Linked DNA regions of Homo sapiens: regions 1 and 3 are each linked to region 2. A link is a loop called in an ENCODE intact Hi-C map of the cell type or tissue named here. Cell type or tissue: endothelial cell of umbilical vein. All regions are shown on one strand. Links, peaks and the distances in the headings refer to the core of each region. The heading gives the core; the rest is flanking DNA.

Region 1 (8,036 bases), core at 1,459-6,458, 400 kb after region 2:
TATATGGTAGCTCTAAAGTGGTATCAGTGACTCAGGCGCTTTTAGTTTTCTTCGCCATCCATAGCATGTGATTTCCATCCCCAAGGTTTTCACGTGGTCCAAGATGGTTGCTGGGATCCCAGACAGACATCATATATGTCTTCTAATCAGGGAGGAAGCAGAAAGGACAAAAAGACATACTTCAGCTGTTTGTCTTAAGGAGCTTTCTCTAAAGGCCCACTTACTGTTTACCAACCATCCCTATCTGCAGGAGAGATTGGCAAATGCAGTCCTTTAGCTGGATACATCACTACTTGGAATAAAATTAAAGTTCTTAAAGTTCTATCATTAAGGAAAAAGAAGAGAATAGATGTTGTGTAGGTGACTAGTTGTCTTAGCTATAGCAAGCAAGCAAAATCAACGATTAAAGCAAAAAACAAATCCTCTTTGGATAGTGCATTATATGGTTTGTCTTTTTGTCTAATTGATATTGACTGAACAATATACACATTTCCAGTGTGTTTCGTGACCTGGAGGCACTGCCTATGGGTGTGTATGTGTGGCCCTGGCAAGAAAATAACCGAACCAACAAGTGCATCAGCAGAATTGTCTGGAAATGTTCTTGCTGTGTTACTCCCCACCCTGTTTTTGGTCATGCACTGAAGTCAAGGTTCCTGGTGTGCTTGCAACTTAGCTGCTGGTAGTTAAAGTTAGGCAGGTCCAGGGCAGTGTAAATCTCCTCTGAACTGTTTGATTGTGATAATCTGGAATATAAAGCTACTTTTCCTTTTGTATAACTTTTTATCCTGTGCTCTATATGAGTGTGTGTCTCTGTGTGTGTTATCCTGAGGTTTGCATACTCCTTACTCCCCAGACACTGATTTTGGGAGGAGTTTGAAAGCATAGTAATGGCTTACTTGCTTGAAAGAAGTATTTCATTTAACACAATTGTAATCGCAAAAGGATGTGAATATTAACTTATGATTCTCTATAATTGGATGTGGCTTTTAAAAAGCAAATGATCCATTCCACATTTGAACTAAACCTATGGTCAGGTGAGCTTTAAGAAGAGAGGTTAATTTGGAGACACAGTCTGAAACAGTGCATGTTTCAGTACTTCACAAATATTAAGAACTTTGTTATTTTACTTTCTTTGAGTGCCACTTTGGTGTTCCACAACTACATCTATACAGATAAACAAGGGTCTGAAGGAAAGGAAAAGGGCTGTTAAGGTTAGCTATAAATGATGTTTGGCGATTAGGGTCCCTCTAGTGGTAGCTAGCTTAAATACGCTTAGGCAGCAACAGAGTGGTGTACCCTACATATTTGTGGTGGTGACCCACGGTTTATAAAGCCACCTCAATTTAATTCTAAATTCTTATTATAGCAGTGCTGTTATGAGTCAACTCTCACTAAAAATTTTTAGTATTTTGTTTTCTTAATGTAGATTTGGGAGCTTGTGGATAATTGTCTTAATGATCCTAGTCTCCTTTGTTTCTGTGTGTGTGGACTTCCACTTTCTTCTTATCTAAAAGCCACAACCAGTCACTTTTCAGGGCACTCAGTTTGATGAAGTTTTAAGAGTCTCCAAAATGATGGCTCTGTTGTTACTCCTTGTGTTTGGCATATAACTAGAGTTAGATAAAATAATCAAACCGATGAAGATCAAAATGTCAGGTTTATTATCAATAAAAGTGATATTGAAGAATGTGGCTCAGTTGTGTGGTAACAGTAGGTTTCCTAGGACTGCACCAGAAATAGCCATTTTTCTGGTTGCCTGCCAGGCCTTGCTCTGCAGGGTTAGTCCCTTTTACATAAAGTGACACATAATTTGTTGTGCAAACCAAGACACTTTTGAGAGTCGAAGGGATGAAATGCCAGGACTGTCCTGAAAACTGTGGCATAAGGCCACTGACTTTTATCTCATGACAGCAGCCAAAACAGAAAGCACATTGTCTTCAGGCAGACAGATCCCTGAGAGAAAGGGCAGAAAGGAGCTTAGCTCAGCATGCTCAGTTGCTTCTCCCTAACACACCAATTAGATAAATAAATTCTTTACCCTTGAAGAGAAGTAAGGGATGGTCCAAGAAGCCAGTTGTGCTCATGGAAAATCCATCCATAGATTCCATAGTGGTATGGAATGGAGGGTTTTCTAATCAACCCTGCTCCTAATATTTGCACAGCCAGAGTGGGGTGCTCTAGGCATAGGGACTGAGGAGTGGAGTGCAAGTGCTGATTGTTAGCGTATCTTCTCAACTTCATATTTAATGATATGATGCTTGCTTGGTACACTCGAAATTGGCCATGGTGGGAGTTTTGGCAAACTACAAACCAGGGCTTTCTTTCCTCCTTTCCAGAAGAGCTGGTTGTTAAAAAATCATCAGCACACCACTTAGCCCTGGACAGATTTTATTTCTGCTGGGTTTTATGGCTTAGACTTGCCACTGCCCCCACCAGCTGGGAAAGATGTCTGTGATCAGTGATCATAGGTACATTTGTTATTGCCATGAAAAACTCCAACCTCAGCACCTTCTATATGCCTCATAGGGCTGCACTCCATTGGTCCTACTTCCCATGGCCTCAACAGCTGCAGTGTAGTGTGTGCTCTGAGTCTTCTGACCTGGCAGAGCCAAGGAGCCTGAGGATAGGTTTTCCATTTGGCACTGAGACTGGCCATTCAGTGCATGCCCGCATAGTTCCTTGCCAAGTCTACGGAAATGGAAAGCATAAGTGTGACTTTGATGCTTTTAGAATCTTCCAGGCATTGACAATGAGAAACAGGATTGTTCATAGGGGAAGTGAAATTCCTGACAATAGCCTCATCAGTAGAACCATAAAGTACCTGAGTTTTAGAAGTTAGAAGCACTGAATTTGAGTCCTGTTTATGTGAAATATAACTAAACTTTGTAAACAAATTTTTATTGTTTGGAGTGTTGGTTTCTTATAAAGCAGGAAAAATACTCTCCCATAAAAATAAAGTTTTGAGGATAGAATGAAATAGCATGTGAAAATGAGTTATAAATCTTAAAGAGCTAGGTTAATGTAAAGCATAAGCATTATAAGGAATGTGCATATTTTGTGGCAAAAGAGAGATTAGTTAGTGCCGACATTTTAGCTAATTATTTGCAGGATGGGAGGCAGAACTGGATTATCTGGATTATCTATAAAGCTGACTAAGCGTGTGCTTAGCCCTCCAGCAAAGGAGTATTGAGTAATGTTTTTTGTTGGGTGGGGGGGGAATTAAATATTTCTCCTCTAACTCACCAGAAAAAATTAATTGTCATCGGAAAATAGAAATTTGTTGGATTTCTTTATGCTTGTTTTATAGTTTATTGCTTTAAAATTGTAATTTGTAAGGGAGTTGGGGTACTGCATTCTTAAAAAGCACTTAGAATCTCTAAAAAAACTTAACCTAGTCACCATGACATAGTCCCCTTGTATTCTTGTACCTTTCAATGCCTTGAAAAGATCTGGGGTGAAGGAGGACTTCAGGGGTACCTGTTGTATCATGTACTTTGTATAGGCCACAAAAGGGCTGTATTTTTCCTTTGCATTATAGGCAGATTCCAAATACAAAATTAATTTAGTGTGAAGCTTCCTAGTAAAACACAAAATAAATGATATGTAATATTGAATAAGAACTATGTTTGATATTTTAAAAAGAACTTAAAAATGGAAATCTTCCAGGTTCAGGCCAATTTTTTATGTTTGGGTTTTTCAAATGCATATTGGCCTCCCTCTAGTGGTAGCTGAGGCAAACTGAACCAAAACCCGGGGCACAAAGCTCGTCTCTGAATCAAAAATAGAGTTTTCAACATCTAAGTCTCTATTTTAATGGCTGGAAAGCATGTAGCTAATATCAGGTTTTGCATTATTTAGATCCTTGGGTTAATTTGAAGTTGTTGTCCCTATAGCATTTGGGCTTTTTTGAACTTTTCTTGTGTTTATTTTTGGTTAATGGAGTGTGTATGTTGTTTTCCACAAAAATGAAGCCCTTTGTTCACTTTTAAATTTCAAATTTTTGATGTTTATGTAATATCTTCTGGCATGAATTATAGAAAAAATGTGTTAATAAGTTTTTGGTAAAACTTGAGATTATTCTTATAGTTTTTTTGGGTAAAAATTAATATATGCAAAAAAATTCAGCCTGGATCCGATGATGACTCTAGATTTAGCTAGCAATTTTCAGAAAACCCAAAGGATGGACAAACATGTTAAAATACCAAGGAGATGTAATCAGTCAGTCAAACTCAGACTGAGAAAGTTCATAGGACATAAAAGCACATTTTTTCAACAAATACATTGCAAGAGGGGGAAAAAGGGAGAGGAAAATGGAACATGAAAATTAAAAGATATTTAAAATACAATAATAATTTACCATATCTCATCTTTGTTTGGATGCTGATTAAATAAGCACCATGGAAAACCCCTATTTGTAATATTTATGAGACAATTAAAATGTCGACACTAAATGTTTGATATTATTAAGGAATTATTTTTAGATGTGATAATGATATTTCAGTTGTGTTAGTTTTGTTATAAAGACAAGCTATTGCATTTTAGAGATTCATCCTGAAATATTTATAAGGGAAATTATATGATATCTAGGATTTCCTTCAAAATAGTCTCAAGGGAAGGGATAGATGGAGGTGTGGATAGGCCAGATTGGCCATGGGCTTGGTACTGGATGGTTATCTGGGAATTCATGATACTATTTTATCTACTTTTGAGTATGTTTAAAATTCTCCATAATAAAACATTTAAAATACCAATAAATTGGTTATAGTACCTTTAATAACAGCTATGTAAATAAATGCCTCCCATCTTACCATATCATTAAACATCATTGTTTTATGGACTACATCCTCAACCCAAGCCAAACTCGCTTTAGGCCTCATGTTGGAGGTATACCCTAAACTTGTTGGAGCAGCCCTGAAAAGTCTGGCTCTGTCTGAAGTGATTTGTTGGACTTCTAAGAAATTGTGTTAGTTTTTTCTGGACCTTAATTCTAATATAAACCAAAAGGCCAAGGTTTCTTAGGGAAGACACCATGAAATAAGCTCGGGTTATCCAACTCCTTAAGATTGAATCAAGATCAACTTAAGGAAAAGTGAGCAAATATTTAGTTATTGATACATAAAATATGTGAAGCTTTTTTTTTTTTTTTTTTTTTTTTTTTTTTTTTTTTTTGAGACGGAGTCTCTCTCTGTCGCCCAGGCTGGAGTGCAGTGGCACGATCTCAGCTCACTGCAAGCTCCGCCTCCCAGGTTCACGCCATTCTCCTGCCTCAGCCTCCTGAGTAGCTGGGACTGCAGGCACCCGCCACCACGGCCAGCTAGTTTTTTGTATTTTCAGTAGAGACGGGGTTTCCATGTTGGCCAGGATGGTCTCAATCTCTTGACCTCGTGATCCGCCCGCCTCAGCCTCCCAAAGTGCTGGGATTACGGGTGTGAGCCACCACGCCCAGCCGTGAAGCATTTTTGAAGTTAGAGTAATGGTGACAAAGAACAAGCCAGTCATGGATCCCAGTATTCACACTCCCTTAGCTCCAGGTTTTAAGTCTTCTCATACAGATATCCCCTCCAGCTCTTTTCCCTTCTCCTGACCATGGCCTTCTGCCTTATCTCAGCCCATGTGGAACGCCAGTCCCCTCCTGTTCCAAGGAGGCTGAGTGTTGCATTGTTTACCTAGAGTTTCCCTGGATTCTTGCTCTGAACATGCTGTCCATGTGGACCCAGAGTACTGCTGTCCTGCCAGACTTCCACTGCCCCTTTCTGGTGAAATACTCCTTCTCCCTACTCACAAACATGGAAGATTGTACCTCGCTGCATCCTCTTGTTGATCTGAAATAAGGATTTTAAATCTAGTGAATAGCTGGTATAGGCTACATGTCCATTACTAAGCTGCATGGAGAAAGAAGCCAGAGAACTTGGAAAGAGAAGTTGCAAGTTCCATCTACTGACAGATGATATCCCAATGCCTAAACTTTTAAGGTCTACTTTCATCTTACATAGAAGCTGAAGGTATAGGAGCATAGGGAAAACCTCCCTGCCCTGAAATTTCTCTCCTTCCTAGATATTACAGTGCCTTTAATATTCCCAGTGGAAATCATGTGGGGTAGGAGATGGCTGGGCTGTCTCTCAGGAAAGAAAGGCTTAAGACTTTACCTTCTCTTGGGTATTGGAAAAAGAAAGGTAGAAGGGACCACAAACACATATACATGCTCTTTTTTTAAAACATTAACAATTTAAAAACCTCCAGGCAAGCAGGGATGCTGATAAAACTATCTGTGTCTTCATCAACCATAGCAACCATTCACAGGGAGATTCTTAGAACTAAAGAGAAAAGCATGAGGAAGTGGGGTTTCCTAACCATAGGGCTTCCTTCCAGGCAGGGTAGGAGTGAAGGGGGAGGGTGAGCTAAATGTGCTAAGGCCCAAAATGACAGAAAGGCTGTCCTGAAGGTTATCACATCTGAAGCAGCCAGAAGCCAATTTCAAAGTGGAGTAGATTCTAGAATCCAGGACAAAGTAAAGACAGCCCAAATTAAATCTAAAAACAAATGGAGAAAGGGAAATGCAATAAAGAAAAGGATCTAGAATAACTACCTAGAATATACGAGAGACCTTTTAAAATTTGCTTTTCTGTGTGCAGATAAATTAATCTAGCATAAGGAGTTAAGATCGACTGAACAAATAATAACTTACTAGGACACCCCTGATAAAAGAAAAACTTCAGCCAAATTAAATTTAAAGGAGTTTAATTGAGCAATGAACGATTCGCAAATCAGGCAGTCCTCAGAATCACAGCAGATTCACAGAGACTCCAGGGGTGCCTTCTGGTGAGAACAAATTTATAGACAAAAAAAGTGACGTACAGGAATCGGAAGTGAGGTACAGAAACAGTGAGATTGGTTACAACTCAGCGTTTGCCTTATTTGAACGCAGTTTGAACATTCAGCAGTCTATGAATGGTTGAAGTATGGCCACTGGGATTGGCTAACACTCAGCTCTTGTCACAGGTGCATACTACTAAGTTAGGTTTTCAATTTTGTCTGACTATTAAGCTAGGTTACAGTTCATCCACAAGGACTCAAATATAGAATTACGGAGTCCTTCTCAGGCCATATTTAGTTTGCTTTAACACCCCTCATACATACCATTCATTTTTAAATTACAGTTTTTGGGTGCCTTCATTTCCAGAAGTAATAGGTATTGTCAGCATATTTCCCAAACCCAAAAGCAAAACATACAGTCCTACAGTGAGTCCAAATTTTTTAAAAATCAAGGTCACCTTGGGAAATTTCATCCACCATGGTAATTTTAGATCAGGAGAACATATACCGTTATTGAGCACCTGCTATGCTCCCAGAACTTTGTTAAATATTTTACATTAATTATCTCATTTAATCTCCACCCTGGGAAATAAGCAAAAATTATTCTCACTTTACAAATACGAAAACTAAGGCCTACTGAAATCAAGTGACTTGCCAAGGTCATAGAGCTCACATGTATGATGGTGCAAGAATTTGAACTCACGGAGTCTAGCTCCAAAGCCTAGACACTGAAACCATTTTGCTGCAGAACTAACAAGGATAGAGGAATATTTTTATTTGGCAAGAAGAATAGGGAATGTGTATTCTATTCATACAGGATGCCCAAGCATCAGATATTTACTTAGGGAAGGGAAAAGGAGAACAGAAAGAATTGTCCACAGCTCCTGAGTTAAATGCTTCATAAAACCCTGCTTTTCCTGTACTGAATTGTCTGCTGGTGTTACAGGATCCTAACTCTTATCATTCCTTCTCGAGACCTACCTTCTGGGTAACTGCTATTTTAGCATTGCACCTTGAATCTGAAGACAGTATTCTTACTTCTCTTACCCTTAGAAAAAACTCACATACTCCAATTTTGAGAACAAATTTAGTCATTTCATATCTGAATGTCTAAATCAAACTTCTCTACTGTTATTAAGAAAAAGCAGAGGTGCTAGTTATTAACAAACCGCTGTCTGCAGAAAAATTGAATGAAGTAACCTATTCATTGGGACTATATCATT
Region 2 (8,036 bases), core at 1,590-6,589:
GACAAGGTCTCATATTTCCCAGGCAGGTCTCAAACTCCTGGACTTCAGCAATCTGTCCACCACTGCCTCTTGAAAGTGCTGGGATCACAGGAGTGAGCCACTGTGCCTGGCACTGCCTGAAATTTAGAATGGAATACCAGATTTAGAAACTGAGTAGACTCTATAAGACTACTTAAATACATTTTAGAGACTTTCCTTAACATTGGGATAGACGTAAGCTTGTTCTGGCATTATTTTAATTTTTAAATGTTATTATTTTATTTATTTTGTCTTTCTTTCTACAACTCTTGGTTCTGTGGGGATTTCTGGCATTATTTTATCTCTTTTTTCATTTCTCAAATGTGCAATATATAATTAAAAGCACAGAGATTGCAATGTCTACTAATGAACTGCAGGGGTGTCCTTTGACTTATTGTTGGTACTTTGAAACTAAGAAGCTGAGAAAGAATTAATAATTTGTTTTAGAGGAGCGAGCAGACAAAAAAAAATTGAGTAAAATCCTCAGACAGATTTATCATTAGGAGGTCAGTGCTTCAGCGAGAGAAGTTCTGTATTTATTTTTGAGACAGGGTCTCACTCTCAGTCTGTTGACCAGGTACAGTGGCACAATCGTGGCTCACTGCAGCCTTGACCTCCTGGGCTCAAGTGATCCTCCCACCTCAGTCTCCCAAAGTGCTGGGATTACAGGTATGAGCCACTGTGCCTGGCAGGTTCAGATTTCTTGAATTTCGTGATTAGACTTTCTATCAGAGCACTCGGCCTCTTGTTCTGGCCTCCATTTCCTCAGGAAGAGTTCAGTTGAATGGGATTTTAAATTTTTATTTTTACTTTTAGAGACAGGGACTTGCTATGTTGCCCAGGCTGAAGGGCAGTGGCTGTTCACAGGTGCGATCATAGAGCACCACCTCCTGGAACTCCTGGGCTCAAACAATTCTCTCGCCTCAGTCTGCTGAGTAGTGGGGATTATAGGTGTTCCATTTATAATATATTTTAAAAGCCAATAAAATGTGACTCAAAAATAATATTTATAATTAGAGATCTTATCTCAGTTTTCTAATTTCTCCTAGTTTCAAACTAATGATATACTCTTTTTATTCTTTTAATTATTTATTTAAAAAAATAGAGAAGGGTTTTACCATGTTGCCCAGCCTGGTCTCGAACTCCTGGGCTCAAGCCATCTGCCCACGTTGGCCTCCCAAAGTGCTGGGATTACAGGTGTGAGCCCCAGCACCTGGCCCAATGATATATTTTTATTTATTTAGAGACAGATACTTGCTCTGTCACCCAGACTGGGGGCCAGTGGCATGATCTCGGCTCACTGCAACCTCTGCCTCCTGGGCTCAAGCGATTCTTGTGTCTCAGCTTCCCAAGTAGCTGGGACTACAGGCACGTGCCATCACACCTGGCTAATTTTTGTATTTTTAGTAGAGACGGGGTTTCACCATGTTGGCCAGGCTGGTCTTGATCCCCTGGCCTCAAGTGATCTACCCACCTTGGCTTCCTAATGTGCTGGGATTACAGGCGTGAGCCACTTTGGCTGGCCTCTGTGATATACTTTTAAAGCAACATTATAAGTCAGCATGAAATTGAAACTTCAATTGAACTGAAGCAGGTAAATCCTTTGCTTTAATTAGTACTTTATAGGGTGACGTTGTAACAGCCTAAAGGTCTCATGTATTAAGATATGTAAGGAAATACTTTTTTTTCCTATACTTAGAACTAATGCTTTGTGCTTGCCTGAGGGAGGAATTCAAATGTAGTTGTCAGGGGCTGAGCTTTCCTGGTATAAGCTGCTCCGTGGCAGATGCAGGTTTGGTGGTGCCAGCCTGAGAACCAGCCAGGGATTCCCACTACTCCAGCTCTGCAGAGGATCCTAGGCTGTAAATCACATGCTATATCTTGGAACAGGAGAATGGATTCTGACCTGCTTTGTCTCCCAAGGAACAGGGCACCTGGAGATTGTGACTTCTGCCTCTAAGAAGAGTAGAGAAGTCTACCACTAGCTGCAGCCATTATTGTCTGTTTTGGTCATGCAATAATGTGTCTAAGGTATAGAAACCCACTCTAGAGCAACCAAAATGGGTGAGTGGATGAATGTTTTTGTAAGGATACAATGGGAGTTTTGTGGATACAGGAACTGTGGCTGGGTGAGAGAATCCAGAGAACTTAAAGGAGGTAGCTCAGGAGTAAAACTGACCTGGGTTCAAATCTGGCTCTACAACTTACTAGTTGTGTAATCATAAACAAGTCACTTTTATAGCCCTTTATGTATGTATGTTTTTTTTCTTTTTTGAGACAGAGTCTCACTCATTCACCCAGGCTGGAGTGCAGTGGTACGATCTCAGCTCACTGCAACCTCCACCTCCCAGGCTCAAGCAATCCTCCCACCTCAGCCTTCTGAGTAGCTGGAACTACAGGTACGTGCCACCACACCCTGCTAATTTTTGTATATTTTGTAGAGATGGGGTTTTGCCATGTTGCTCAGGCTGGTCTTGAACTCCTGAACTCAAGCAATCCACCCACCTTGACCCCCCAAAGTGCTGGGATTACAGGAATGAGCCGCTGTGTCTGGCCATTTTAGAGCCCTTTAAACATTTTTCCCCCTTAACTGTACTAGGGAAAGTATTAGTTTCTTCCCCCTTAATCTGTGAGGGTCAGATGCCATGTAAAGTGGCTAAGAATGATGGCTAGCATGGAGTAGGTGGCCAGCAATATACTTTAAAAATGACTCCAGTCCTCTAAGCCTGGCTCATAGGAGACTCATGGGCCATTCCCAGAAATAGAAAAGATAGACAGAGGAGATGATTTAGGGAGTAGGAGATGAATTACATTTTGGTTATGTTGAAATTTTCTTCTGAACAAGATAGTCCAGTAGGAAGTTCCCACAAACGGATACGCATCTAGGAGAGAAGCCAAGGCTGGCTAGAGAATCAGATTTGGGACCCATCCAAGGAGAAATGATAGTTACATTAGTGAGAACAGAGCCACTGAGAGTACTGAGGCAGAACAAATGGACTACGGGAAGACATAAATTTAAGGGCGAGAAGAATGAGAGAAATAAGCAAAGGAGTGGCCAGACAGGTGAGACAATTAGAAACTAGTACAGAAGGGTGGAGAATATTTAGGGCCGTTATTTGGTGATTTTAAAGTTTTTGCAGATGTGTTGTTTTGTCGTTATCCTAGAATTGGTGTCATTACTAGAGAGTTTTATAATAGTCATTAGAAAACTGTAAGCTGCATTTGTGATTTACACATTAAGTTAAAAGAAAGAAAATGTCACTTTTTGAAATGAGAATGACGATACACATACATATATACATGTATGTCATGAGAAATTATATTTGAAAAGGGTAGTTGCGTAACTGTTTTCAAATGTGTAATCTAAAACCTTGCCCTAATTATAGTCCTGGGAGAATATGTAGTGCAGTGTGATGAGGACGGCACAAAAATTAGAATAAGGCAGTCTGGGTTCAAATCCTGTAACCTTAGAAAAGTTATTCGTGGTTGAGGTGCCTCCATTTTTTCTTCTCTAATATTCCTAAAATCCCACCACTAAATTAATAGTAGCATTTATTGTGTGATAATTGAGACAATGTATATGAAATACATTCACCAGTACTCAAAACATAGTAAATGACTGTAAAGTTACCACACTATTATTGTTTCTGTGTTAGGTGTTGATCTTTTGCATTCCTTCTTGTGCTTTAGTGTTAACACTAGGTGGCAGCAATGCTCTCTTAACCAATTAAAAGGATACTTGCTTACTTTCTGGCATAGAAGAGATGGGTGAAGCCTTACCTAATAGAAAGATGTGTGTAGGACGCCAGCAAAGCAGGGGGGAAAAAGATGAATAGAGATAGCAATAGAGATAGGTATAGAGACATCAATAGAGATAGAGATAGAAATAGAGGGAAAGAGGGAGAGAGAGGGGAAGAAATTGTAGAAAGAATTTGATATTTCAAAAGGATATACTGAAATAGTCATTGTGAGAAAAACCAGATCTCTTTTGGACATCCACCTTCTAGAAAATTGTATTATTTTAAAATACATGTGGGGAAGTGGCAGAGGCCATGTATTTTTTTGTGTTGACAATGTTAAGGATCTTAAGTCGTCCTGGATGGCAAATGTCTGTAAAGTGTAATGTGTTTTACTGTTCATTTTAATTTTAGTATTAATCTTAATTATAAAAAGATGAGCATTTTCCTCTATATAAAACATTCCTTCTACAATAAGATATTTAGTGGTATCTATTGCTGTCTAATGCTATCTATTGTTGTGTAACCATTATCCCAAAAGTTGGTAGCTTAAAATGAGGAAATAATGATTTTTTTTTTTAATTGAGACAGGGTCTCATTCTGCCACTCAGGCTGGAGTGCAGTCGTGATCATGGCTCACAGCAGCCTCAACCTCCTGGGCTCAAGGGATCCTCCTGCCTCAGCCTCTGGAGTAGTTGGGGCTACAGGTGTGTGCCACCACATCCAGCTAAGTTTTTTTTCTACTTTCTGTAAAGATGGGGTCTCACTATGGTGCCCAGGCTGGTCTTGAACTCCCAGGCTCAAGTGATCCTCCTGTCTCAGCCTGCCGTAGTGTTGAGATTACAGGCATGAGCCACCGTGCCCAACTATGATGAACAGTTATTATCCTATATTTTCTGAGAGCCAGGAATCCTAGGGTGACTTAGCTGGGTGGTTCTGGCTCAGAATTTCTCACGAAGTTTAAGTCAAGACCTCAGCTGGGGCTAAAGTTATCTGAAGGCTTGACTGGGCCTTGAAGCATCTGCTTCCAAGATGGCTTAATCACATAGTTGGTGGCAAAAGCCCTCAATTCCTTATGAATTTCTCCATAAGGCAGCTTGAGTGTCCTTTCAAATGGCAGCCAGTCTCTCCTAGGGTGAGTGACCCAAGAGAGACTGCAAGAAGGAAGCCACAATACCTTTTATGACCTTATCTCAGAAGTCATACACAGTAATGTCCACCATATTTGTTCACAGTGAGTCACACAGGAAATAACTAAATACAATTGTCAGGAATTTTATGCATATGCTGGAAATGGAGTTCCTGTATAAAGAAATCACAGGCTTGACCTCTTCTGGTGTGGCCCTAGACCTATTTCTACAACTATAAAAAGAGAACTTACCATGGAACCATGAGGAACTTCCCTTCTAAGGTGGCTTGTCCCCTATCTGGATATAACCTCAAATAACTTCTCTGTCTCTGTTTTTTCATCTCTAAAATAAAATCACCTAAGAAAGTGCCTTTCAAATTTTTTAGACCCATTGTTAAGGGCTGTACATTGAGCCTGAGCACACACACACGTATGTGTATATGTGTATATATATATGTATATAACAGAAATGAAAGTGCCACAAAATAATACCTTCTTACACTTATCTGTGTGATGTACTCTAATTTTATTCGCCATTCTATGCTAACTCATTTTTAAAAATTCCGGCCAAAGACCGGGCGCGGTGGCTCACGCCTATAATCCCAGCACTTTGGGAGGCCGAGGTGGGCGGATCACGAGGTCAGGAGCTCTAGACCATCCTGGCTAACACGGTGAAACCCCGTCTCTACTAAAAATACAAAAAAATCAGCTGGGCGTGGTGGCGGGCGCCTGTAGTCCCAGCTACTCGAGAGGCTGAGGCAGGAGAATGGCGTGAACCCGGGAGGCAGAGCTTGCAGTGAGCTGAGATGGCGCCACTGCACTCCAGCCTGGGCGACAGAGCGAGACTCCATCTCAATAAATAAATAAATAAATAAATAAATAAATAAATAAATAAATAAATAAAAATTCAGGCCAAAATCTGTAGTACACTGGTCTCACAGTCCATTGAGGGTTTCAACATTCTTTGTGGAAAGAAAACACCCACTGTCACTCCTCGGTGCTCACTTTTCATTGGTGGTAGAGCAGAAATGCTGAAGAGCGAGTGACAGTCCTCACCTTCCAGTTTCTGGGAGGCACAAAAGCACCTTTGAAAGATGGGTCAGCCCTGCGAGCCTACTCTAATCAGAAGGATCAGAAGTTGCTTGTCAGATGGAAAGGTTACTGTGTTTTATCTTTTTTTTTTTTTTGAGATGGAGTCTCTGTTGCCCAGGCTGGAATGCAGTGGCGCCATCTCGGCTCACTGCAACCTCTGCCTCCCGGGTTCAAGCAATTCTCCTGTCTGAGCCTCCTGAATAGCTGGGACGACAGGCGCGCGCCACCTCGCCCAGCTAATTTTTGCATTTTAGTAGAGACAGGGTTTCACCATGTCGGTTGGCCAGGCTGGTCTCGAACCCCTTGACCTCGTGATCTGCCCCTCTCGGCCTCCCAAATTGCTGGGATTACAGGCGTGAGACACGCGCCCGGCCCATCCACCGTGCCTGGCCCATCTGTGTTTATCTTTAAAAGTTGGCTTTGGAACTTGCCATGTGACTCTGGGCAGCCCTTTAACCACCCTGAACTCATTCGTCGGCTCCACAATTGAAATGAGTAGTATCGCTCTTACCTATTTCATAAAGTTGTTTTTAGGCTCACAATCAATTAGGCATTTATCACGTGGCGGAGAATCTCAGGGCAGGATCTTTCATCCTCAGAACAACCCTCTAAGACATAGAGCATTATCCTTGTTTTATAGATGAAGAAATTGATGCTTAGAGCAGTGACATGCGAAATCTTAAGGTTAAATCTTAAGTGGCAGAGCTAGAATTCCAAACCAGTTCTGACATCAAAACCCTCACTCAAAATGGAAATGTAAGCTCGTTTCATTTGACCGTAAGGGGTGGCCATCTGATGTATTCAAATGAAGAAATACGAAATCACCACAGCGTAATAACGGCTTTAGAAATTGATGCTGTCTTGCTCTGAACACGAACACCTAAAATATCACACGTGGGCTTTGAGCTCACTGCCTTCACCCACTGCAGTGTGAGAACGCTGGCAACAGGGCTTCGGTTCCCCAGATGTCAGCAGCCAGGACTGGGTACATTTCTTTAAATGGCGCCCGCAAACGAAGTCCAGATCGCTTGGATGCAGCCCCCTACATTGGAAAGCGTCCTTCCCAGGAAAGGTCTGGCTTACAGCCCTCTCTGGCTGGTTGGCTGGATTCCGAGAGCGCGGCCTGCCCCGGCCCGGTTACCAGAGAGCGGACCCCGCGGGGCGCGTCTCCCGGGCCCGGCGTCCCCTCCCTGGCGGGTGGGGAGGGCCCCACAAAGCCCTTTGTTGAGGCTCCCGTGTGACGCGAGGAGCCCCAGACTCGGCGCCCGCGGCGAGCGGGAAGGAGGCGTGTGCCTGCGGCGCGGCCCCGAGGCGTGTGCGCGGCCATGTGCGCTTAGCGCAGCGCGCTCTTACCTCAGTACCCCGGCCGCGACCCTCCGAGCCCCTGGAGCCCGGGTAACCAGGCCGCCGGCGCCGGCTCGCGGGGACCCGCCACCCTGGAAGCCCCGCGCACACAGCGCATTCCTGGCGAGTCGGAGGCAGGGTGGGGCCCAGGTGTGGGAAGGAGCCGAGGCTGAGGCCGTTCCCTTCTCCGCGGGCTCTGTGGGCGGCCGAGGCCCCCACCCGTCCCGGGAACCAGTTCCTCCCGGGCCCTGCGCGTCCGTCCGGGGAAGGGTAGGGGACTCGCCCCGAATCGGCGTGCAAGGGCGGGGACGCGGGAGTGGTGCTGAGTGTTTTGAATGAGGGAAAACCTGGGAAGGATTGCTCTGCTCAAAGTGCCCGGGCCGGGGCGGGTGGTTCCTGTGCAGGCAGAGCCTTTGGTCGCTCAGCACTGCCACGATCAGACACATTTTGGCGCAGCGGTGTTGGAGCTGGTTTGGCAGGCTCAGGCAAGGGCAGAGAGTGCGACACCGAAACTTTGTCTCAGGATGACGAAACTTACCTGGCATTTTCTCCTTATTCGGTGGCAAAAAATGAAAAAATGAGTTCATGGAAAAATGAAAGAGAACACGGTTTTACACTTGGGGTTCCAGTTCAATGAACACTTATTAAGGACTTTCTGACATTCAGAATTTTTTTCTATTATTTGGCTACAAAATATTCACGTGAGAGGCATTAAT
Region 3 (8,036 bases), core at 1,459-6,458, 370 kb after region 2:
ACTAACCTAAAAGCTAGCAGAAGAAAGGAAATAACTAAAATTGGAGCCAAAGTCCAGGAAATTGGGAACCTAAAATCTATATAAAGTATCACCAAAACCAAAAGTTGCCTCTTTGAAAGGATGAACAAGATCAATAGAATCAATAGACCACTAATTAGATTAACAAAGAAAAGAGAAGGTTCAAATAAGCATGATCAGAAATGACAAATGTGACATCATAACTGATCCCACAGAAGTACAAAAGATCATCAGAGACTATTATGAACACCTCTAGGCGCACAAGCTAGAAAATCTAGAGGGAAATGAATACACTCCTGGAAATGAAACACATGACCTCTCTGGACTGAATCAGGAAGAAATTGAACCCTGAAGAGACCAATATCAAGTTCCAAAATTAGTAATAAAAAAACCTACCATCCCCCTAAAATCCCTGGATAAGATGGATTTACAGCCGAAATCTACCAGATGTACAAAGAATAGCTGGTACCAATTCTACTGAAACTATTCCAAAAACATTGAGAAGGAGGGACTCTTCCTATCTTACTCTGTGAAGCCAGCATCACCCTGATACCAAAATCTGGGAAAGACACATGAAAAAAGAAAGCTGCAGGGCAATATCTATAATGAAGAGAGATGCAAAAATCCTCAACAAAATACCAGGGTTATCTTTTGAAAGCTATTGCCATACAGTAGACATCATCATTTCTCTGTGACCCAGTGAATCTCATTTTAGTGTTTGAAATTCCCCAGAAGCAGATGTTCAGAAAAATCTTCAGATTTTTGCTTTGTAATTTTGAAACTTTGAAACAGCTATTCCTATATTGTCTTACGTTTTGCTTATTCCCTATATTTTGTTTATTCACATAAAATTGGTTTATTCATTGAAGATTAGGTGCTTGTTCAGAGACTAACTTACTTCAGAAAGAATACTCGTAAGTGTTGAGCTCCATTCCTGGCTCCTCTAGTGATTTAAGATTCTGTGTTTATATTGTACAACCTTTATACTCACTTTTCTCCGTTATGAAACTGAATAAAGACAACTTGCTGTCTTCTACTTTGTACAGTGAGGGAAAAGCTTTGTTAGCCAGGAATAACTTTGTTCCAGGTCAAGGGTAGAGGTGGAGAAGTTCACTTGTTTCAGTGACTGGTTTTTAAGACTAGGGTGTGGGTGGGGTTAAAAAAAGTTTTCGCTGGCCTTAGGTCAAATTAAAATCTAGGTAACGTGAATACAAACCTGGGAACCTCCTCACTCTCATCCCTCTAGTCTAAATTGAATTTTAGCACTCTGTATTTGCTTGTGTTTCGTTTTCTTTTTCTTATTTTATTTTTTAATTGAGATGGGGTCTCACTCTGTCACCCAGGCTGGAGTCAGTGGCATGATCTTGGCTCACTGCAGCCTCTGCCTCCAGGGCTCCAGCCACCCTCCCACCTCAGCCTCCCAAGTAGTTGGGACAACAGGAGGGCACCACCACTCCTGGCTAATTTTTTGTATTTTTGGTGGAGACGGGGTTTCGCCATGTTGCCCAGGCTGGTCTCGAACTCGAGCTCAAGCGATCTGCCCGTGTCAGCCTCCCAAAGTGCTGGGTTTACAGGCATGAGCCATCATGCCTGGACTGCTTGTGTTTCTTTATGTCAATGATAATTATTCAGCTTGCTAACGCCTGAAGAATAGAGACTATAAATTATTTTTGCATACTCCACAACACAAACCTGAGTGTTTCATATATGGCAGGTACCAGATATTAGGTTGGTGCAAAAGTCATTGCGGGCTTTTTTTTTTTTTTGCACCAACCTAATTTAAATATTTGTTGAGTGATAGGCTAATGTAGGGTTAATTATCTAATGGATAGGAAACTAAAACAACAGCAGCAGAAGCAAGAACAACAACAACAACTTAAAAAAAACTAATTCAGTAATAGAAAGGGGAGAGAGAGTGTAAATGGCAGTGTTACATGACCAGAAACATGTTTAGGAAGATGAATATGTGCAAAGCTGCCAGATTTAACAAACAAATATACGGGAAACCCTGTATCTTACCTGGCAACCCTAGTATGGTGTTAATGTAGACTCTTTAGAAGACTTGAGAAGGAAGACAATGGAGATAACTAGGAGACTACTGAAATTATTGTGGGAGAAGAAACTTTCTGACAAATACATGTGCAAGAACTGAATTGAGGGCACACTGTGGAGGTAGAATGTACAGGACTTGCTGACTGGATGTGGAAGGTAAGGTAGAAGTGAAATCAAGTGATTACTTCAAGATTTTTAATTTAGATTACTAAGTAGGTGATTGCATAAAAATGATATCCAGAAAGCTAGGAGGAGAGTTAGAGAGTAAAGGGATTATCTTGGTCAATTTTGTGTTACCATAACAGAATATCTGACACTAGGTAATTTATAGAGAAAAAGGTTTATTTTTCTTATGATTCTGATGGCTGTAAAGTTCAAGATTGGGCATCTGCATGATGAGAGCCTCAGTCTCCTTCTACTTCATGGTGGAAGGTGAAGGGGAGCTTGTACGTGCAACGATCACATTGCAAAAGAGGAAGCAAGAGAAAGGGTGGGAAAAGCGGCAGGCTCTTTTTAACAACCAGCTCTCTTGGGAACTAATGGAATGGGAACTCACTCACCCTTGAAGGAGGATATTAATCTGTTCATGTAGGATCCACTCCCATGACCCAAACACCTCCCATTAGGCCCCACCTCCAACATTGGTGATCAGATTCCAACATGAGGTTTGGAGGGGACAAACATCTAAGCCAAGCGTAGATAGAGAAAGAAAATGAGTTCAATGTAAACATTTTTGAATTTGCCAGATGAAATAACCATCGGATATTTAGAGATATAGATTTAGAGCCTTTGAGAGATTTGGTAAATACAGACATATGATTGCCTTTAAAGGACTCTGGAAAGTAGGGGTAGATTTTGCTGGAATGCCAGGTGGTTGATCCAGGGTGAAGACATGTATCTCCTGAAGCTGAATTTGGATCAAGAAACGGAAGAGCCAAATGTATATAAATGTTCCCTTGAACAGTGGTGTATATATTAGTGTAATTTCACAATGGTGATGTAAATCCGAGTATAACAGAGAAGTGATGAAGCAAGAAAATTTCCCCTTAACTCTTGCAGAACTTTACCACAGTGGAAACTTACCAGAATCTCTGATGGTTTTGCCTTTGGTATGGGGAATAAAGGGCAAGAGATAAATTTGAATAGGCAGTGCTGTTGCTCCTGCTTAAAGCACTCCTGGAACTCTTAGCCAGGTATTTGTAGCCAGATGTATTCTTGGATAGCTCTATTAAAGACTTATAGTAGGAGGATATGTGTATGGCAGGGATTGGGGATGGGGGTCAGTGTGTTCCACAAATCCATAACCCTCCTGTAATGCTGCTGTGCTGCTCAATAAATATTTATTGAAAAAAAGTGAATGAAAGAGTGAATATTGAATAAATAGCTAGAGATATACCTATTAATAAACATAAAGGTAATAATAATAAAGGTATTAATAATATCAATATAAGTGTAGTAGAATGAATGATATGAAAAATTAGAAATTAATTATTTCCCATGAGTCTTTAGATGTCTAAGGAACTTATGTTGCAAAAGGACACAAACTGGAGAACAGTCCAAAAAAATGTATTTCTAGCCCTGTCACATGCTTTTTCCTGCATATAGCAACAAATTCTGTGTGTGGTAGTGCTGGCATTTTTCCTCCCATGAGGATGCATAGAATGTCAGCACCTGTTTACAGTTGCTGTAACAACTGTAAGTCACAATGGCTTTTCCATGTGAAGAGGGAGGAACAAAGTGGGGAGAGTTGGATAAAAATATGTATGAACAGGTGCATGAATCAAATAAGTCCCCAGAGGTAGAAAAAGAGGATCTATGTGTAGCTTCTCACACAGATCACTCCTCCTATCTGTAGTCAGCAAATGGATTTTGATAACCTGAGAACAAAATTAGAATGGAAGGATTTAGGTGGGGAACAAAAAGAACCAGAACCAACGAAATAAGAGCACAGCCTCTACCAAGAATACAACAAAACAGGAGAATTTTTTTTTTTAAGTTTAAATGTTTGGAGCTCCATCTTCTGGTTATGAAGCGGGATAGAATTGAAATGCACTATTAATCATAAAAGCTAAAATGTATCAATAGGAACTGTGTTAAACGTATCATCTCATTTAATTTATCTGCCCTGCCAAATAAACTACCAACTCTTGAACATGAAAATTAAGGTAGTTCATATTCTAGCTCCAACCTCGTTTCATCATTCATTTAACAAGCTTATACTAGAGCCTAATAGGCAAACAGTATTATGTTTTACATGTCTGGGCTTTCTGGGAAGTACAAACCCATCATTCTTGACACCTACTTTCAAGGAGTGACTCTTTAATTGCCATCAAAACACATAATGAGAAAAATGCCACAAGACAGCCAAAAAACTGAGTTTCCAAAGTGTGATAGAGGGATAAGTCAGACTCTGAACACACACCCCACTGGGGAACCTGAAAATCTAGATCATGGGAAAAGGAGTTAACCTTACCTAGAGCTGAAATGGATTTAGGGACCCAGGTGAAATATAAAAGTAGAAGAAGCAGTGTGAAGAGCCCTGTAGGCACTCCCAGTCCCCAGCTCAACCCAGGGAAGCCATTCCTGGCCTAATCTCACAGAGGTCCTTGGGGAAGGGAAGGCAGCCAGCAGAACTGGGGAGGGACCACAGGGTGAAGGAAGCTCCCAGCTGAACTTTGTAATAATTTCAACTGAGCACAAATTTTCCTGACCACAATTGGTGGTGGTAGGGGGATGGTGAATGGGAAGTGCCGATACAAGTATACAAGCCACAGCTGATGGCGTGGGCAGGCAGGAAGCAGCAAAGCCTGAGAGCCCTGTGTGCTTTCTCAGTGGGGAGGATTGTAGCCTGGGGCAAGATCTCAGCCCTGCCCACCAGCTGCCTATATATAAACTCAGTGTGGTTGGGGGGCATAGTGGGAGTGAGACTGGCCTTAGTGGCTGCATAGGAGCTGGGTGATGTCTGTCACTGCTAGCTTTCCCCTACCTCCCTGGTGGCCTGTATGATGCAGCAGAGGCAGCCATAATCCCCCTGGGAACATAACCCCATTGGCCTGAGAACCACCCCCATCCCCGACAGTGGCCACAACAAGCCTCACCCAGAAAGAATCTGAGCTCAGACCCACCTAACCCTGCCCTGACCTGATGGCTTTTCTCTACCTGCCCTGGTAGCTGAAGACAAAAGACAAAAACTCTTGGGAGCTCTATGCTCTATGGCCCTACCCATTGCCTGAGAAACCCAAGTACTCATTCTGGCCAACATAGGGTAAGATTATATCCCCCTTCTACTAGATGCTGTCTTGAAAGCACCATCTCCTGGCTGGAGGCCAACCAACTCAATACATTACAGCAAGTCAGAACAACCCTGCTCCAAAGAAGGAGAAAACAACAGCTAATTCCACTGCCTGCAACAACCTGGCTAACCAGAGGTCCTGAGCCTGTCCACATGAAAGCTTCACTGCTAGCATAACCAGCATTTGAGAAAACAAGTACACTAAACAAAATTACAACAAAGGACTTTCACAGAGTCCACTTCATTCCCTTGCCACCTCCACCAGACCGGGTGCTGGTATGTATGGCTGGGAGAGCTGAAGATGGATCACATCACATGACTCTTTGCAGACATTTTCCAGCATGAGCCAGGAATCCAGTAGCCCCATTGGGTGACTAGACCCCGAAGGGCAATAACAATCACTGCAGTCTGGCTGTCAGGAAACCCCATCCCTAGGGGAAGGGGGAGAGCACCACATCAAGGGATCACCATGTGGGATGAAAGAATCTGAACAGCAGCCCTTGAGTTCCAGAATCTTCCACTGAAAAAGTCTATCCAAATAAGAAGGAGCCAAAAAGTAACTGTTCATATGACAAAACGAGATTCTATCACACCCCCAAAAGATCGCATTAGCTCTCCAGCTATGGCTTCAAACCAAGAAGAAATCTCTGAATTGCCAGATAAAAAGTTCAGAAGATTGATTATTAAGCTACTCAAGGAGGCACTAGAGAGAGATGAAAACCAACTTAAAGAAATTAAAAAAAAATACAGGATATGGATGAAAAAGCCTCCAGTGAAACAGATATCATAAAGAACAGACAATCACAACTTACGGAAATGAAAGACACCCTTAGAGAAATGCAAAATACACTGGAAAATTTCAACAATAGAATCAAACAAGTAGAAGAAAGAACTTCAGAACTTGAAGACAAGGCTTTCAAGTTAATTCAATTCAACAATGACAAAGAAAAAGCAAAAAAATTGAACAAAGCCTCCAAAAAATTTGGGATTATGTTAAACAACCAAACATAAGAATAATTGGTGTTCCACGGAAGAAGATAAATCTAAAAGTTTGGAAAGCTTATTTGAGGGAATAATCGAGGAAAACTTCCCTGGTTTTGCTAGAGATCTAGACATCCAAATATAAGAAGCTTAAAGAACACCCAGGAAATTCATTGCAGAAAGATTATAACCTAGGCACATAGTCATCAGGTTACCTAAAGTCAGAATAAAGAAAAGAATCTTAAGAGCTGTGAGGCAAAAGCATCAGGTAACTTATAAAGGAAAACCTGTCAGATTAACAGCAGATTTCTCATCAGAAACCCTGCAAACTAGAAGAGATTGGGGTCCTATCTTTAGCCTCCTTAAACAAAATAATTATTAGCTAGGAATTTTGTATCCAGCTAAACTAAGCTTCATAAATGAAGGAAAGATACAGTCTTTTTCAGTCAAACAAATCCTGAGAGAATTTGCCTCTATCAAGCCAGTACTACAAGAAATGCTAAAGGGAGTACTAAATCTTGAAATAAAACCTCAAAATACCCCAAAATGGAACTTCTTTAAAGCATAAATCTCACAAGACGTACAAAACAATAACACACACACACACAAAATGAGGTATTCAGGCAACAACTAGCATGATGAATAGAACATTACCTCACATTTCAATACTAACGATGGCCTAAATGCTCCACTTAAAAGATGCTGAATGGCAGAATGGATAAGAATTCACCAACCAAATATCTGCTGTCTTCAAGAGACTCACCTAATACATAAGGACTCACATAAACTTAAGGTAAAGGGGTGGAAAAATATATTCCGTGCAAATGGAAACCACAAGTCATCAGGAGTAGCTATTATTAGACAAAACAGACTTAAAGTCTGTTAAAAACAACAACAGTTTAAAAAGACGCAGAGGGACATTATATAATGATAAAAGGATTAGTCCAACAGGAAAATATCACATTCCTTAATATATATGCACATAACATTGGGGCTTTCAAGTTTATAAAACAATTACTACTAGACGTAAGAAATAAGATAGATGCCAACACAATAATAGTGGAGGACTTCGATACTCCACTGAAAGCACTAGACAAATAATCAAGACAGAAAGTCAACAAAGAAACAGTGGACTTAAACTATACCCTAGAATAAATGGACTTAACAGATATTTATAGAACATTCTACCCAACAGCTGCAGAATATACATTCTTCTCTTCAGCACATGGAACATTCTCCAAGAGATGCCATATGATAGGCTGCAAAACAAGTCTCAGTAAATTAAAAAAATCGAAATTATATCAAGTACACTCTCAGACCACAGTGGAATAAAATTGGAAACTAACTCCAAAAGGAACCCTCAAAACTATACAAATACATGGAAATGAAATAATCTGCTCCTGAATGATGTTTGGGTCAACAATGAAATCAAGATGTAAATTAAAAAATTATTTGAACTGAACAATAATAGTGACACAGCCTATCAAAACCTCTGAGATACAGAAAAAGTGATGCTAAGAGGAAAGTTCATAACATTAAATGCCTACGTTAAAAAGTCTAAAAGAGCACAAATAGACAATCTAAGCTCACATCTCAAAGAACTAGAGAAACAAGAACAAACCAAACCCAAGCCCAGCAGAAGAAAAAAAAAAAAACAAAGATCAGAGCAGAACTAAATGAAATTGAAACCAAA

What was found. Hi-C counts contacts between places; a loop is a spot of excess contacts. Peaks named below come from ENCODE experiments on the same cell type or tissue, not always from the same donor. Only the 100,000 strongest peaks of a DNase experiment are listed, where the experiment ranks them.
Region 1: it touches region 2 in a loop (17-fold over the local background); 106 of 110 quality-filtered maps call a loop at or near these places.
Region 3: it touches region 2 in a loop (12-fold over the local background); 17 of 110 quality-filtered maps call a loop at or near these places.

The regions. Positions count from the first base shown.
Region 1 is chr4:86,491,976-86,500,011 of GRCh38, reverse strand. It overlaps a transcript of MAPK10 not described here. Among named protein-coding and RNA genes, the nearest start is that of MIR4452, 47 kb to the left of the region's middle. RefSeq lists an enhancer at 1,229-1,338. In endothelial cell of umbilical vein, for the core only: a CTCF peak has its summit at 3,722 (motif pointing left); a DNase peak (open chromatin) is centred at 3,721.
Region 2 is chr4:86,891,617-86,899,652 of GRCh38, reverse strand. It overlaps C4orf36 (chromosome 4 open reading frame 36), which reads left to right and starts at 7,231. Exons shown (of 5, transcript NM_144645.4): 1 at 7,231-7,470. RefSeq lists an enhancer at 6,834-7,489 and silencers at 7,010-7,549, 7,760-7,819. In endothelial cell of umbilical vein, for the core only: a CTCF peak has its summit at 3,723 (motif pointing right); DNase peaks (open chromatin) are centred at 3,742 and 5,002; H3K27ac peaks cover 496 bases.
Region 3 is chr4:86,518,594-86,526,629 of GRCh38, reverse strand. It overlaps a transcript of MAPK10 not described here. Among named protein-coding and RNA genes, the nearest start is that of MIR4452, 20 kb to the left of the region's middle. In endothelial cell of umbilical vein, for the core only: no CTCF peak of the experiment used is centred there; no DNase peak of the experiment used is centred there; H3K27me3 peaks cover 419 bases.